2 separate regions of the Mus musculus genome follow, and region 2 is linked to region 1. Evidence: chromatin loops called from intact Hi-C (ENCODE). Cell type or tissue: gastrocnemius. All regions are shown on one strand.

What was found. Hi-C counts contacts between places; a loop is a spot of excess contacts. Peaks named below come from ENCODE experiments on the same cell type or tissue, not always from the same donor. Only the 100,000 strongest peaks of a DNase experiment are listed, where the experiment ranks them.
Region 2: a loop joins it to region 1, with 2.5 times the contacts of the local background. A loop is called at or near these places in 5 of 42 quality-filtered maps.

Annotation. Positions count from the first base shown.
Region 1 is chr10:115,209,904-115,217,903 of GRCm38, forward strand. It overlaps Tbc1d15 (TBC1 domain family, member 15), which reads right to left. Exons shown (of 17, transcript NM_025706.3): 10 at 7,659-7,753; 11 at 2,788-2,904; 12 at 293-393. Among named protein-coding and RNA genes, the nearest start is that of Tph2, 29 kb to the left of the region's middle. In gastrocnemius, no CTCF peak of the experiment used is centred here; DNase peaks (open chromatin) are centred at 3,212 and 3,451.
Region 2 is chr10:115,420,896-115,428,895 of GRCm38, forward strand. Zfc3h1 (zinc finger, C3H1-type containing) reads left to right here. Exons shown (of 35, transcript NM_001033261.2): 25 at 2,310-2,415; 26 at 2,489-2,687; 27 at 3,663-3,757; 28 at 6,141-6,251; 29 at 6,503-6,607; 30 at 6,730-6,895; 31 at 7,966-8,000. Among named protein-coding and RNA genes, the nearest start is that of Zfc3h1, 40 kb to the left of the region's middle. In gastrocnemius, no CTCF peak of the experiment used is centred here; no DNase peak of the experiment used is centred here.

The DNA.
Region 1 (8,000 bases):
AGATGTGAACTCATCTACTCATCTGTTTTCTAAGGTGGCATCATGGCTCTCTGACAGGACAGAAGCATTTGCTGTTCCCAATAATTACCACACTACCAACAGATATTGTCCATTTTCATACTCTAATATTTCTCCAGCCTCTTGAAAAGTTGTTAAAAAGAATTAAAACAAGATCATGCAGGAAACATTTCAAGCTCCACCCTAGTGGCTAGATATTACAATCAGTCTCAGGCACTAACATGACTGAACGCTTCAGAGTCGGTCTGAGCACAGGAGGAATCCCTCTGCTTACCATCTGGTCCATGTAAGAGGCAAAGCACCAAAAGGCATCCACTTCATTCTCCATCACATACAAAAGTGGGGAAAGTAAGTCGCTCATTCCTTGTACATATCCTAAAAAGAAGGGGAAAGTCTCTGAAAACCTAAATTTTATGAATCCTTTTGTGTATATCATCATCATGTAGCTGAAAATTCCTTTTCTATGAATTAAAACCTGGCAGATACATTCATGAAGAAAAGAAAAATAAAAAGATATTAATCTAGTAAGTATATGAGAAATATGAGCTGTTTGAGTGCCACGGTAGTCAGGTATCTAGCTGCTAGTGTGTGTTCTACTGCAGATATGGCCATCAAGGGCAGGCAACACCTCACTGCCACAGACAGGTGCCTCTCTCACGCTCCTCAGAAAAGCCACTTCAGCATTTGACACAGACTGTCACAGAAGTCCTAATCTTGGTGAAAATATAGTGGACACCTGACCACTGAGGTGCTCATCGCTAGCAGTACATCTACGACATGACCCCTTATACTCAAGGAACATTACTGAAAAGAGGACAGAAAGGTTCTAAAAGCCAGAGGACCAAGAAGTCAATTTTGTCTTCTGGATGCAACGGGGAAGCTGCACTCATGACTTCTCAACAATTCAGCTATCACACAAGATCTCAACCACGAAAGCACCAGTTGACATGGTAAAGAGGCAGTATCACGGGACCCCACCCTAGCAACAGGCAACCAATGACTACTGAGAGATGGAGGATTCGTTTTCCATGGACTACCTCCTCCATTGGCTATCTAATACCATGCATCAGCCCTAAACACATATGCATGCAGGCAGCATAGAATGGACCCAGGTTGTATTTATTTATTCACTCATTCAATATATATCTACACACACACACACACACACACACACACACAAACACACACACACACGGATAATTAAAGAAAAATAGGCCATGACTTTTAGAGGGAGCAAGGGGGTAACAGAGGATTGGAGTGAGCAGAGGGAAGGGAAATGGCATAATATTTTAATGAAAAAAATTTTTTTAAAGATGTGCAAAAGCACCATGTGAAAGAAAAGGGGTTAGAGAGATGGCTCAGTGGTTAAGAGCACTGACTGCTCTTCCAAAGGTCCTGAGTTCAAATCCCAGCAACCACATGGTGGCTCACAACCATCCGTAATGAGATCTGGCGCCCTCTTCTGGAGTGTCTGAAGACAGCTACAGTGTACTTACATATAATAAATTAAAAAAAAAAAAGAAAGAAAGAAAGAAAGAAAGAAAGAAAGAAAGAAAGAAGAAAGAGATGAAGAAATAACCCAGAAGAAAGTGAAATGCACACATTCAAACAGGCACTGCAGAGGATCTAGGCAGGCAGGCAAAGAAAACCCTCAAGGAAAAGAATTACTGAAATAATCAGAAAGAAAAGTCACAAGGCCAGAGTGACCAGGGGCAGCGTACCACAAACACACTAGCAGTGGAAAATGCCCTCTGCTTCGGCATGCACCACACTGGCTACCTCACACAAAGCACCACAAAACCCGCCTTTAAACAGCAGCGATCACCCAGTGCTTTCCCTTTTCCCTTGGTATTGACTGACCAAGGCTAGCAACTGCATTTCATCTTATTAGTTCCCTAGCAGCTAAGCTGTCTCTTAAACTTCCTTTTCTTTGATGGTGCAGTAACTTCTCAGTTATGACCCTACAGTACTTGATTATGTGAACAAGTAGTTCACACATACTCCAGGAGAGCCGGCCCAGCCCCTCGCAATGGATTGCAGTGCTGAAGGTACAGCGCTGTAGCTCTCAGCCTTCCTAATGCTGCAATCCTTTAACACAGCTCCTCACCTTGTGATGGTCTGGCTGGATTCAGCTGGATTCAACTGTGTGCAGTGTGGAGAGAGAAGACTTTCTCCATACAGAAGGGAAGGTTCTCCAGCCCAGGGTATCTGAGCAGCTGCACTCCTCTGCGAGAACCTCTAGATAAGCGCTCAAATCCAGAACGCTAACAAACGGAGATGCCCTGGGCCCAAGCAGTCCGGTGAGATGTACCTAACCTCAGCCTCTGTGTTTGTCCACTCAACAACAGAGCTCCTCTCGAGCCCTGCCCGGCTCTCAGGACTTTCCAAAGCTGGACATGACAAGGCCAGCGCCTTCTTCACCTGCACCCCTTAGTCTTTACATGCATTTCCTTACCACAGCAAGGCCAACCAGCCAGCCTTACAATAAACAAGTGGCTTCATCAAGACAAATGCAGCTAAGGCCACACCCCTAAGACTGCCTCAGCCGATACAGAAGTGCCCTGAAGGGATCCTGAAGGGATCCGTGCTGTTCTCTCAAAAAACTAAAATAACTCTAAAGTGCCCCGTGGCTGCTGTGGCAATCTAGGGCTCTGCCGTGGAGTCACACCCTCATAGGCTTCCAAAGCAATTACCACTTCAAGTCAGCTCATAACATTCTAAACCAAGCACACACAAGTCTTTATTTAAAGCAAGACCCAGGGCACTCACCTAAATCAAAGTCATACATACAGTAGGTCATCAAAATGTCGTGAAGCAGAATCAGCCCTGGGTTATCTTGGCCTTCATAAAACTTGTTCGTTCGATCTGTTCTGTTGACATCTTTCTCTAAAGAAGAAAATCACATATTTAAAAAATAAAACAAAACAAAAACCCAGATTCTTATACAAAGCTTTATCTAACAAGCACAGACTTTCCTATTTTACTTCTTGTCAAGCTTTAATTAAGGAAATAAAAATTCCTGGAGGACTGATTCCATAAAGAGCTGTCCTTTGGTCTCCACACATGGCGCTCTTGGGCGCCCTGGGTCAGTTTTTCTTTATTGCGCTCCACCATGCGCTTGTCTTCTCATCACAGAAACCTCGGTCCCACCTGTCTGCTGCTCCAATCTCTCCATCTGCTTAGAGACGTTTGCCAAACCTGCACGTGCCATGTCCAAGTGCTTTGCTGGTCCTCCTGAGCTCAGCTGATCTTGTCAAGCAACAAGCCACCAAGCACCCCTTACCAGCAAACCCAGATCACCTCAGCACTGTCCGCACAAAAAGCCCTGAGCCGTGTTCACGAGTCTCTTAGGAACCCATGGCCTCATGCTGTCCTTCCTCCTCCCTTGCTGCTGCTTTCCCTGCTTTCCCCATAACATCCTCACTTGTAAATGAAAGTACCCAAGTACCTCATTCCTGGGACCTCTGCCCACCAGCCTGCCTAGTTGGCAAATGTTATTAGTTTTCTCAGTCTCTGAACCAGTGTGTTGGTGACCCTACACTTATCTCCAGCTCTTAACTCACCTACAACTTGAGGTCCCTCATACTAACATATTAGTTAGTGAATACCCAATATATACCTCAAAATCATCAATTTATCGAAAACTGAATTCCAAATAGCCCCTTAAAAACTGCCTCCCCCTCCGGCTTCTCTCTCCTGTATTGAAAGCACAGCAACTCCAGGTTTCCAGTTGCTCACAATAAAAACGACATTCATCCTTCCTTCCCTTCACTGACACTGACACGAAATCTTCAAACTAGAAACCAGTTCACCGCACCCCCAACTCTGACTCCACTCTAGCGGTGATGTCCTGGGCTCTTCTCTAAACCCTCAGGGTCCCTGAAAAATAAGTCTAGACTCTGCTGTCTCCTCTGCCCTGAAACCCCCTCACCTCGGAGTTGCAGGACAAATACCACAGCTGCTTCGGCCTCCGTGAGTTTGCCGGTTGCCAGGCTCGCACGCCAAGAAGTCATCACCTCTCACCTGGACTAGGCGCTGCCTCAAATGGCCGTTCTCACACTGCTGTTGGCCCTCTAGAGCTATTCTGCAAGCAGCTACCAATGTGTGCCGATAAACCATAACTCAGCCCAAGCTACGTTCCAGCTTGAAGCCCTTCTCATTTGAGCAACTGTCAGCTTACGCACCAGGTTTCACTCAATAGTCAATACATCAACGTTCTTGTCAAGTCTATCAACAACGTGGGTCCTCTAACTCTGCACTGCCACCATCTCTTACTTAGACTTCTACCTCCTACTGACCAAGCTTCTGTAGTCCTGCTTGTATCTTAGATAACTTTCTTATTCCTATTTACAACTTGATATGACCCATTTTCACCTAGCAGCAAAAACAAATCTAAATAATACATTTTTACAATGCCCCAATGGTTTTCTATTACACTTAAATCCACCTTCTTATGACCCACAAAACCTACAGCCTCCTGTGCAGAGGTGTGCAGACATGAATACATGTCTACAGGTATACATGGGGCATGAACATCCATGCGTGACCCCAAAGGTTTTTCCCACTGCTCCACCTGGCCCTTTTTGGAAGCAGTGTTTTTCACTGCACCCAGGCCTCACTAAATGGCAAGACCAGCTGACTAGTAAGCCCCGGTGGACCACTTATCACACGTGCATGCATGAGTGCTTTAAAAGCCACTAGAATATCAGATTAAACAAATCAGTAATCTTTATTTTCCTCTAAAAAAGAACAAAATGAAAAAAAAAAAAAAACCATGTCTCAATTCAAATCATACAGAGACTAAGCTAAGTGGGAGGTAAAGACAGAAGTATCAAGAGTTCAAGGCTATTCAGGAATGAGGGACCAAAAAGAGAGCTACTACAGCTTAAAGTGTAATGGGAAGATGATCCGGTGTAGCCTCCCCCAGCCTGAAGTGGGCTGGTGCAGACCTTGTCGCCACTGAGGTGGGGCCACCTGGGCTGTAGCCTTCAGACCAAGATGGCTCTATTGTTCAGTCACCTGCGCTGCTGAGAGACCCTTGAGCCATTCCAGAGACACATCCTATCCTGCAAGTCACCTACAGGCTGGCTCTGGGCACCAAGAATGGATTGGTGGGGGATGGGCCTCCCCCCTTTATAAGCACAGTCTCTTAGTAAACTCGTGGGCTTTGATCAGAGCAATTTGTCTTGGCCTCATTCTTCTCTCGCAGTCTAGCCCCAGCCTGCCTTTCAGGAGTATCCCGTTCTTGTATCCGGCATGTATTAAAAGAATCCTTTCTAGGCTGGGCATTTTATGTCCAAACAAGAGGTGAAGGGAACACAGTTCATCACCATTTTTTCTACGGACACTGGAAACAGTAGGTGCCTTCAGATGGAATCGTTCAACCCATGACAAAGAGCCCCAAGCGTTTTGCCTTAGGCAGATAAGGAACTTACTGGGAGAGGAGGTGTTATGGCCAACAGACTCATTATTAGACTGACCTTTCTACATATAACTTAGAGGGCTCTTTGCTTAAGACAAGAGTTTTGCTATGTAGTTCTGGCTGGCCAGAATTACATATTATGTATCATGTTGTGTGTGTGTGTGTGTGTGTGTGTGTGTGTGTGTGTGTGTGTACTATGAGACTAAATTCAAATCACTTTGCCTGCCTCCATTTCCCAAGTTCTGGAATTACATATATACACCAGTATAGTCAGCTTAAATTAGAGTTCTTTCTTCCACAGGTGGGTGGTAGTGGCAACAGTAATGACAAGAAGAAAAAAAAAATGGGTTTATTTGATTTTCTGGAGTCCACCTTCTTGAGTTCTTTATATATATTGGATATTAGTCCCCTATCTAATTTAGGATTGGTAAAGATACTTTCCCATTCTGTTGGTGGCCTTTTGTCTTATTGACGGTGTCTTTTGCCTTACAGAAGCTTTGCAGTTTTATGAGGTCCCATTTGTGGATTCTCGATCTTACAGCACAAGCCATTGCTGTTCTATTCAGGAATTTTTCCCCTGTGCCCAGATCTTAGAGGCTTTTCCCCACTTTCTCCTCTGTAAGTTTCACTGTCTCTGGTTTTATGTGGAGTTCCTTGATCCACTTAGATTTGACCTTAGTACAAGGAGATAGGAATGGATCGATTCGCATTCTTCTACATGATAACCGCCAGTTGTGCCGGCACCATTTGTTGAAAATGCTGTCTTTTTTCCACTGGATGGTTTTAGCTCCCTTGTCAAAGAACAAGTGATCATAGGTGTGTGGGTTCATTTCTGGGTCTTCAATTCTATTCCGTTGGTCTACTTGTCTGTCGCTATACCAGTACCATGCAGTTTTTATCACAATTGCTCTGTAGTACAGCTTTAGGTCAGGCATTTGTGAGGCTATGCCGGTGCCTAGCAAACACAGAAGTGGATGCTCACAGTCAGCTATTGGATGGAACACAGGGCCCCCAATGGAGGAGCTAGAGAAAGTACCCAAGGAGCTAAAGGGGTCTGCAACCCTATAAGTCAAACAACAATATGAACTAACCAGTCCCCCACCCCTACCCCCCTCGCAAGCTCGTGTCTCTAGCTGCATATGTAGCAGAAGATGGTCTGGTCGGCCATCATTGGGAAGAGAGGCCCCTTGGTCTTGCAAACTTTATATGCCTCAGTACAGGGGAACTCCATGGCCAAGAAGTGGGAGTGGGTGGGGAGGGGAGTGGGAAGGGGGATATGGGGGACTTTTGAGATAGCATTTGAAATGTAAATGAAGAAAATACCTAATTAAAAAATTTTTAAAAAAAAGACTTTCTGTGTTTATAAACCTATAAACATCCATATATAAATTCAATATAAAAATTTGAGACTAAGTCCTAATGTTATGCAAATTTATATAAAACAAGACATGAAAAGACAGTTCACGAGTACTAAACCTGGATTCCATTCTCATCAACCATGTGACAAAGGACAAGCCATTCTTATTAATGCTTCTGTTTTCTCATGTGTAAAACCAACTGTGAGTTGAGATAGGCCAGGCAGGTGTGTACAGCAGCCTTCGATAATTTTAGATTTGATTTTTACCACAGGGGCCAGGTATCCCAGGACTAAGTCTATAAATGGTCTTAGCACTAAAACTGTGCCAAGCATCTCTTTTTAGTTATTTCCAGGTAAATACTCTATTTTCAAATTCAAAAACTTCCCACTTAAAATCCCTTAACTAAAGTAAACTGCCCGGCATGGTGTGCATCAGAGCTCAGGAGGCAGAGGCAGAGACGCTCAGCCTTCAAAACCAGCCGGGCCTACATGACAAGCTCAGGATAGCTGACTACACAGACCCTGGGGAGCAGGGATATGTACATTAAAGCTAACCATAATTATCTCCAGGTAGCAAAAACAAATCTTTATTTTCTTTTTGGTCACCTACAGTTTCTAATTTTTGACAATAAGCACAACATCACTTTCGCAGGGAATAAAAAAAAATAGGTCTTTTAAAATAAGGATATAATCTTTCCGTAATTCACATTTTGGAATGACAGTAGTCCATCAGTACTTAAACATGCAAAGGCCATCATTTAACAGGCCTGCTAGACTACACATAAATGTATATTACCCACAGTTTCCAATTCGGATTTCTTTTGAGCCCCAGTATCGATGCTATCACGTATGGAAACCTACCGATCAGACTTCTGTAGTCTCTCAGGCGTGAGTTTCTCTTCTCCTGAGCCTCACTGACAGACTTCCACTGCAGTTTCATCCTGAAGTACTCATCACTGTAGGAGACAGGGACATCAGGACGCCATTGAACCTTGTGTCTGTGACACTGCTTACTTGAGTTGTGTATACATAGTATATCAGAGTATCTATGACGGTGGCAGTAAGTTTACAAACATGACAGTGAAGTGTTTAGACACACGTGAAAACAGGAAAATAGATGGGATCAACTTCAGCTGCTAGCATCTTAGGTACACCTTAATACATTTCAATTCTTGAAATGATTTCTAAACTTATTCTACTTAT
Region 2 (8,000 bases), 210 kb after region 1:
AATTATAATATCAAGCATTACAAGTCACAAAACCGTTGTTCTGAACATCAGTTCATTTATTTATTATCATTCTTTATAAAATGGGATAGCTTATGCTGTAATTGCACTTCATTATCTAAGTATTTTTACTATTACTATATTATTTGTCATTAGATATATGAACTGAAAATCTACACTGTGGCTTTTTTTAATTATGGCAAAGGATGCAAGATTAAGGTATTGTTATTAAGTGCATGTGCATCTGATTGCACACACTTACTGATAACATAATCAGGTTAGAGGAGTTGATTGAATTGTAGAACTAAGTTTGCTTGTTTTTTATTTTGTTCTGACAGTCTTTTAAGGATGTGTTTTGATTTTTTTAATGTAGTTAATATTTTATCCAAAGTTAATTTTATGACTATTATATGTTAAACATATATCTGCCATTGAACATGCAATTGAGTTTAAAACCTGTTCCTCCCTAAAATAAGTATATAATCCTGTCAGAAGATCTATGCACTTGACATAATTATGAAGTATATAAGACCATATATATAGTGTATTAGTATGTAGTGTAAATTGTGTGCTACAGAAGTAAGAATTTGGCATTTGTAGAATTATTTGGTACAAATCCTAGACTCAAGATGGGGCGATTACTGTAGGTTTTCATGTTCAAGAAAGGTGTCTGAGAGTCGGAGCTGAGCTTTGAAGCAGGACCACAATATGTCCAAGGGTCCCTCTCAAAGACTCTGAGAGCTCTGCTTGCTTCTCTGTATTTCCTAAGGGCTGGGGATGAATCTCTATAATTTACTAAGTATTTAGTAAATCCTTTTGAATGTCCCAGTGAGGAAAGGGAAGAAAGGTCACTCCTGTTAGAGGAGCTTAGGGAAAGATAAGACAAGCTAAGGAGAGCTTGTGTAGTGAATTCAAAGAAGAACTTGAGGGAGAGTCCTTATAAAAATTCTGTTAGACAATGGAAAGAATTTGCTTGATTAATGGAATGATGGTAGATTTTAAGATCCTTTAAAGACTTGATTGATATAAGAGAGTCTTTAAGGAGAAAGTGGATGAATTTTTACTTTATATAGGGAAACAAATATGGCTTCTGTGACGGGTGTATAAGAAAAGGGAGGAGGCAGGCAGGTCAGAAAGGAAGGAAGGAAGGAAGGAAGGAGGAGGAGAAGAAAGGAGAGGAGAAGAAAAGAGAAAAGAACTAACACAGGCAGGCCATTGAAGGCTCTGGTCCAAGCCCGGTGGTGTAGTGCATCTCCAGGACCCCATGACGGGAGGAAAGACTGGATTCCTGCTAGCATTCTGAGTGCTGTGGAGTGTTTGCGGTCTGCAGAGTGACATTACCATTTCAAAAGAAGGTGGAAAACCAACTGGAGGACCAATGTTATGTTTTCAGGGGTGGGGTGGGGGGTGTGGAGGGCTAGGTTTTTTTTTTTTTTTTTTTCTTCAAGGGAAAAATCTAGGTGAGATATCAAAGAAAGACTTCTTTTAAGTGATCAGAGAAAGATTTAAAGATAATTTTGTGGTTCTATTTTTGGGATGAGTTTAAGGAATTTAAGGTAATTGCTGATGCTAATTTAAGTAAAAATATGGCTTATTGTGTGGGATCTCCTGTGAGATGGTTCTACTTGGAACAGGAATATAAGGTAATATAGAAGTGTAGGAGTGTGGTGATACCTGAAGTCAGGGTAAATGGCAGGTAAGTGAGGACAAAAAGGATGAGTAAGGGTGTCTTAGAGTTGGTAATGTAAGGATCCAAACATCGCTGAAGGAGGACCCCAGACTCAGTTAGCATGCAGAAACAACCAGCATGCGGGGTCAACCATTCTCTTAAAATGGTGACCCCAGACAAAGGCATACAGGTCTTCCTATAGGGAACTGAGGGGGGGTGGGGGGGGTGGGGGGTGGGGAGAAGACGACTCTCTGGAAGGTTTGGGTAATCTAAAATTTCATTGTGGGTGCTAGGGGGTTCCAGGTGGTCAGTGGTCTGCATTCCTATGTCATGAATGTCTAGCTATAGGATGAGATAGGGCTGCCCAGCACAGACGGCCCATCCTGAGATATGCCCATTTTTGTGGTTATCCGCAGGCTGTTATTTGGGGGAGAGGGTTTTATGATCTTGTTCTGGATTTTATGGTCTGTTCCTGGAGCTGGTGTCTTATGACTTGGCTTCTGGGACTTATGGTCTGTTCATGAAGTTGGTACCTTATGGCCTTTTTTGAAACCAGGCTTGGTCCTTAAATGGAGACAAATGGGGTTTCTGTTGCCTTTTCAGTATAACAGAGTGAAATGATTGATTGTATGTTTTGTGGTAGATGCGGTGAAAGCTTGTACAGATGAGACCCTTACCAGTGGAGAAAGAATAGAGGTCTGCCTTCCACTTTACACAAACATGATCGCTCTACACCAACTCCTAGAGAGGTAAAGCTTAATGAACAAACAGCTCTGTTAAAATTCATCCTCACAGAGTCTTAGCCGTCTTCTTCTTCCTAAGGTATGAGGAGGCAGTGGAGCTTTGCACAAGCTTGTTGGAGTCGTGTCCCACAAACTGCCAGTTATTGGAAACCCTTGCAGCTTTGTATTTGAAAACAGATCGATATGACAAAGCCCGAAGGGTTTGGCTTACTGCATTTGAAAATAACCCTCAGAATGCGGAAATTTTTTATCATCTCTGCAAATTTTTCATCTTGCAGGTAAAAAAACCAAAAGAACCCAAAAAACTCCTGCTTCTTAAACACAGTGTGTTTTGTATTCCGTCACCAGTGACTTCTCCCGATAGCATAGCCTTCTTCTTGGTCCTTCTTTCCTAGGTTAGGCTAGATTGTCCTACTCTTCCTGCAGGGTTACCATTGCATTTCTTACAGGGCTTTGTCTCTAAGAACGCCTCAAGAGCACAAACCATGTTATTCATGATTACACTAAAGTATCCACGGTAGTGGCAAATGTGATAGCTGCTTATGATGTTGGTGGGGGCTGGAGAGATGGCTCAGCGGTTAAGAGCATTGACTGCTCTTACAGAGGTCCTGAGTTCAATTCCTAGCAACCACATGGTGACTCACAACCATCTGTAATGGGATCTGATGCCCTCTCCTGGTGTGTCTGAAGATAGTGACAGTATACTCATATACATAAAATAAATAAATGAAAATCTTAAAAAAACTTAGTGGGTGATTTTGAGCCTTTGATAATACTAGATACATTGTTTAATGGTTAGTTGAATTTAATCCAGAGGTGTTTCAAATTCATTTTTGTTGTGATAAAAACCCCAACAAAAAGCAAATTAGGGGAACCAAGGATTTATTTAAACTCACAGTTCTAGGTTAGTGTCCGCTTCTTGCAGCACCAGGAGCATGAAGCAGCTGGTCACCCTCATCTCCAGAGCAGAAAGTCACGCCTGCGCTCTGAGCATGCATGCTTGTCCGTGCCCACTTGCTGGCCACTTATATAGCTTATATAGACCAGGGTCCTCAGCCGTGGGAATGGTGCCTTTCATATCAAATAACAATTAGCATAGTCCTCACAGGTGATTATGGAACCAGTTGGCACAAGAAGGGAGGATGAAGTTTACTCATTGTGTTCCCATCTGACCAAGAAAAATAATCTCATCATGTCTGTTAAAAGGCTTTCAAAGGTACAGGCCTGACTCGTGTTAATCCTTCGTTTCCTAGGACGGAGGTGATAAGCTTCTTCCAGTTCTGAGGCAGTTCGTTGGATCCTTCTTTAAACCTGGCTTTGAGAAGTACAGTAATGTGGATTTATTTCGGTAAGTTGTGGAAATTTGGTCTATAGAGGAATGAGAAAGAGTTTAGGCCCGTGGAAGGATAGTTTTTATTGTTGACTGATTACATTTCAGACCGCTTATGTAGCACTTGAATACTTACCTACTCTTGACCACTGAGTCGTCTTGTCAGTCTCCTAAAAGAATTCTTATAGAAAATACTGATAAGTGAAGATAAAATCTTAGTTTCGTGATAGCAAGTCAAAGTATATGTGTAGATTATATTTCTACCTAGCTGCTACCTTCCCTCTTTCTTCTTAGTCTATCTTTTAATAGAAACATGGACTTTGTGGTATAGGTGTTTTGCCTGCACGTCTGTCTGTGTATCATGTTGTGTGCCTGTGCCCAAGGAGGCCAGAAAGGGAGCTTTAGATGCTCTCGAGCTGGAATTACAGGTGGTTGTGATTTGCTAAAGAGACTAACATAATCCATAACCATGGACATTGACAATTGAACCCAGGCCTTTTGGGAGAAAAGCCAGTGTTTTAAAACCTGAATTCTCTGTCCAGCTATCTCCTAGTAAGTCAGATTCAAAAAAAGGTCTAGCTACCTCAGGTTTTGTTTTGTTTTGTTTTGTTTTGTTTGTTTGTTTTTGTAAATTAGGACCTTTATAGCTTGTCAATTAATTGTCCTAATTAGTAGTGCCTTTAAAAATTGTTAAAATATGTACATTAATATTTTAAAGATAGTTACAAGCAAAATGCCAATGAACAGACAAGAAACAGAAAAAAGTTAGAAGTTGATCCTCTCCTACACACATTTTTTTTTTCTGTCTTTAAAATTAAATTGGTTTGTTTTCAAACTTTGGCAAAAGACTAATTCAAGGCAAACAAAGCCCTGACAGCCCTTGTGCTCGGGTTTTCCCTTGGGCATGGAGATAATTGGTTTAGCTTACAGGGGGATGATGCCAGATTTTGCCCTGGTAACTAATCAGAGGTCTTTAGATCTTGATGCTAGCTTAATTGAGCAGAATAAAAAACACTACCAATAAAACATTGGAACTAGATTGCCTCTAAATTACCTTATTGTTTTTTTACTGACATCTTGTTTTATTAAATTCTTTCGTGAAATAATCATATATCACCAAGAATTAGAAAAAGACACTTAGTTTATTTAGATAGCACTAATGTTCTTGTCTGTACAAGGATTAATTTAAGAAGCCTTTAGCCATGGTGGCACCCACCTGTGGTCCAAGCACCTGAGAGACTGAGGTAGAAAGGTGTGCATTTAAGACCAACCTGGACTATACTGTGAGAAGACAAAATGTCTTTTGAGTTGAATGTTGAGAGAGTACCAGGAAGTGAGGTGATTTTGGCTATTGTTATGTTTATGTGTATACACCGTAAGTATGTATACAATTTTGAGTGTATATAATAACTAGTTTATTAGTAGAAATCAGTGCTCACAATGTATTCAAGATACAATTGTAAGGCAGAAATTATAAAGCAAAACATACTTATCTAGAAATGGATTTGATCAACTCTTCATAGAATTTAGTATAAAGATGATAAGCAGTAAGAACTATTTCATTTGTTTCAAATGAATTTAGAAAGTTACCTTGTTTCCATTCACTTTCAGGAAGTTGCCCTAGAGATAATACAGTTTTATGTATGTTAGATTTGAAGTCATTTCAGTTTCAGTGGCGGATTCTAAAGTCTTTAGAAATCAACTGGAACTCAAAGTAATAGAGCCAGCTGTGATAGTGTACGATGCTAACCCAACTTCTCCATGTTTGCTGCCTTCCTGGGCTAACCCTTTAAAAGTTTTCCCTTTACAGTCCTTTTAAAACCCAATGTAAGTGATTATACTAGATTGTCATTTCAAGGTTAGGTGAATCTCAGACTCTGCTATTACACATAAAGGCATTCAGATACAATGAAGGGAAAGCTGAAGGAGTGAACATTAAAGAGGCTCATTATTCAGGTTTCTAAGAACCTTTAGTACTTTTTTTTTTTCTCTGAAATGGGGTGATATAATTCAGAGCATTTGCTGCTTTGAGAATGGCTCTTTTTCTGAGAAATGGTTGTAGTCAGCATTTTATTTTATTATTATGAATTAAACTTCTGTGTGCATGTGAGTGGAGATTCAGTTAACAGATTTTGTTGAAATTTCAGATGCTTTGTAATCTCATTTGGCCTTTTTATTTCTAATAAGCTTCAATTAGATGATTTGTTTCATTTGGGAATTACAAGTTTATTTGGGGATAGTTAATTCATATTGGTATAAAAGTAAAATTTGAGCAGGTATGATTTTTGAAAAATTTATTCTTTTGTAGAAATATTTCAATCAGGTTGAAACTCATGATTATTAATGTCTGCATGAGTACCTGGGCATAATTTCATACATTGCTGGGATTTTCTCCTTTCAGGTATCTCTTAAATATTCCAGGACCACTCGACATTCCAGCGTGCTTATGCAAAGGGAATTTCGATGATGATGCATTTAACAACCAAGTCCCTTATTTATGGCTGATTTACTGGTGAGACATTCCCCACTGTGGCGAAGACGCTGCATGCTCAGCTTCTCTTGCACTTAGAGTTGATGTACTGAATTATGATGTAATGTGTACTGAATTATGATGTAATGTGTACTGAATTATGATGTAATAAAGAATCAGTGAAGCGGATCCAAAGCGATGCCGAGCCCCGCATCCACTGACAGACAAACGCAAGGAGACTTTACCTAACAAGACTAAACTGGAAGCATTTCTTTTCTTCATTTCTTCAACAGCCTTTGCCATCCTCTACAGTCCAGTATTAAAGAGACAGTGGAAGCGTATGAGGCGGCGTTAGGGGTGGCCATGAGGTCTGATATTGTGCAGAAGATTTGGATGGAGTAAGTGCAGTTCTGTTTAAGGATGGGAGGTTTAGAATAGTCCTGGGGTGGGGATAAGGGGATCGGCTTGTGCTGAGTTACTGGCTTAATTATTCTGAAGCACCATGTCTTTCTTTTGGCAGTTATCTTGTCTTTGCCAATAATAGAGCTGCTGGATCCAGAAACAAAGTCCAAGAATTCAAACTTTTTACTGACCTAGTAAATAGATGTTTGGTTACGGTGCCTGCCCGATACCCCATCCCTTTTAGCAGTGCTGATTACTGGTCCAACTATGAATTCCATAACCGGGTAAGGAGTTAAGGTGTTTGTTTCTTGTTTTGTTTTGTTTGTTTGTTGTAAATGTTTGTATATAACAAAGAAAATTTACCAAAGACGGCAAAGCCACTGTTTTATACCGAGAGCTTTTTCTGGGGCCACTTTACTAACATTCACTGTCCTTGCTGTGATCAGTTCTTCAGAGTCTAGGAGCAGGTGCCTTGTCAGTCTGTAAGAGTTAACCGATCCTGGGGATGGGGGAGGGGCTAAGTGAGGCCCGGGGTGCGTGTGCGTGTGCGTGTGCGTGTGCGTGTGCGTGTGTGTGTGTGTGATCGATCAGCTGTGATGTAAAGTGAATACATGAATTAATGGGAAAAAGAAAGCAACAACCAAACCAATCAGCATATCCTTTGTAGCCACTCTTCTTGCTAAGTTCTGTCAAGCAAATGCAGCCATAGGGCCTCACAGAACTGAAAATAAGGTGCTGTTTACATTTATAATAGTAAAATCTGATTAATGGTGTCCTCACAAAGGGTATTATAATTAGTAAAGCAAACGGGTTTGCTCTTTTTTTTCAGAGTCTGATTTCAGTCAATATAATGTAACACACAAGCGCCTGCTTACTAAAATTCAGTGTAGCCTTAGATGTGTGCTCCCACCCCCCTCTGTAGGATGGTTCTGCTGCTCATCAGGATAACCGATTAATGTGTGATGTGCTTCTGTGCCGTTCTCTATCCCAGGATCTCAAACCATGGACATTAAGTCATTTTCTTACGGGGATTCCATGAGCGAGATGTGGCAAGTACTGTTAGTCCCTGACTTGCCCAGCAGTGTACAGCAAGCAAAGGTAGACTCAGGCCTGAAAACTCGGACTCCTGGCTTCCTGTCAGTGCTTTGTCCATGGCTCATCCCTAGACCGTAGTTTCTACTTTGTATTCGGAAAGTGGCTAGTATAGTTAAATCACACATTATTTAATCACACATTATGATTTATACATTTGTGTCTTAAAGACCTTTTTATTTATTATTATTATTATTAAAATACACAGGTAGCTGGAGTCTGCTTTTTAATTGCATTCATTTTCCCTCCCTCAACCTTCCAGGTCATTTTCTTTTATTTGAGCTGTGTTCCAAAGAC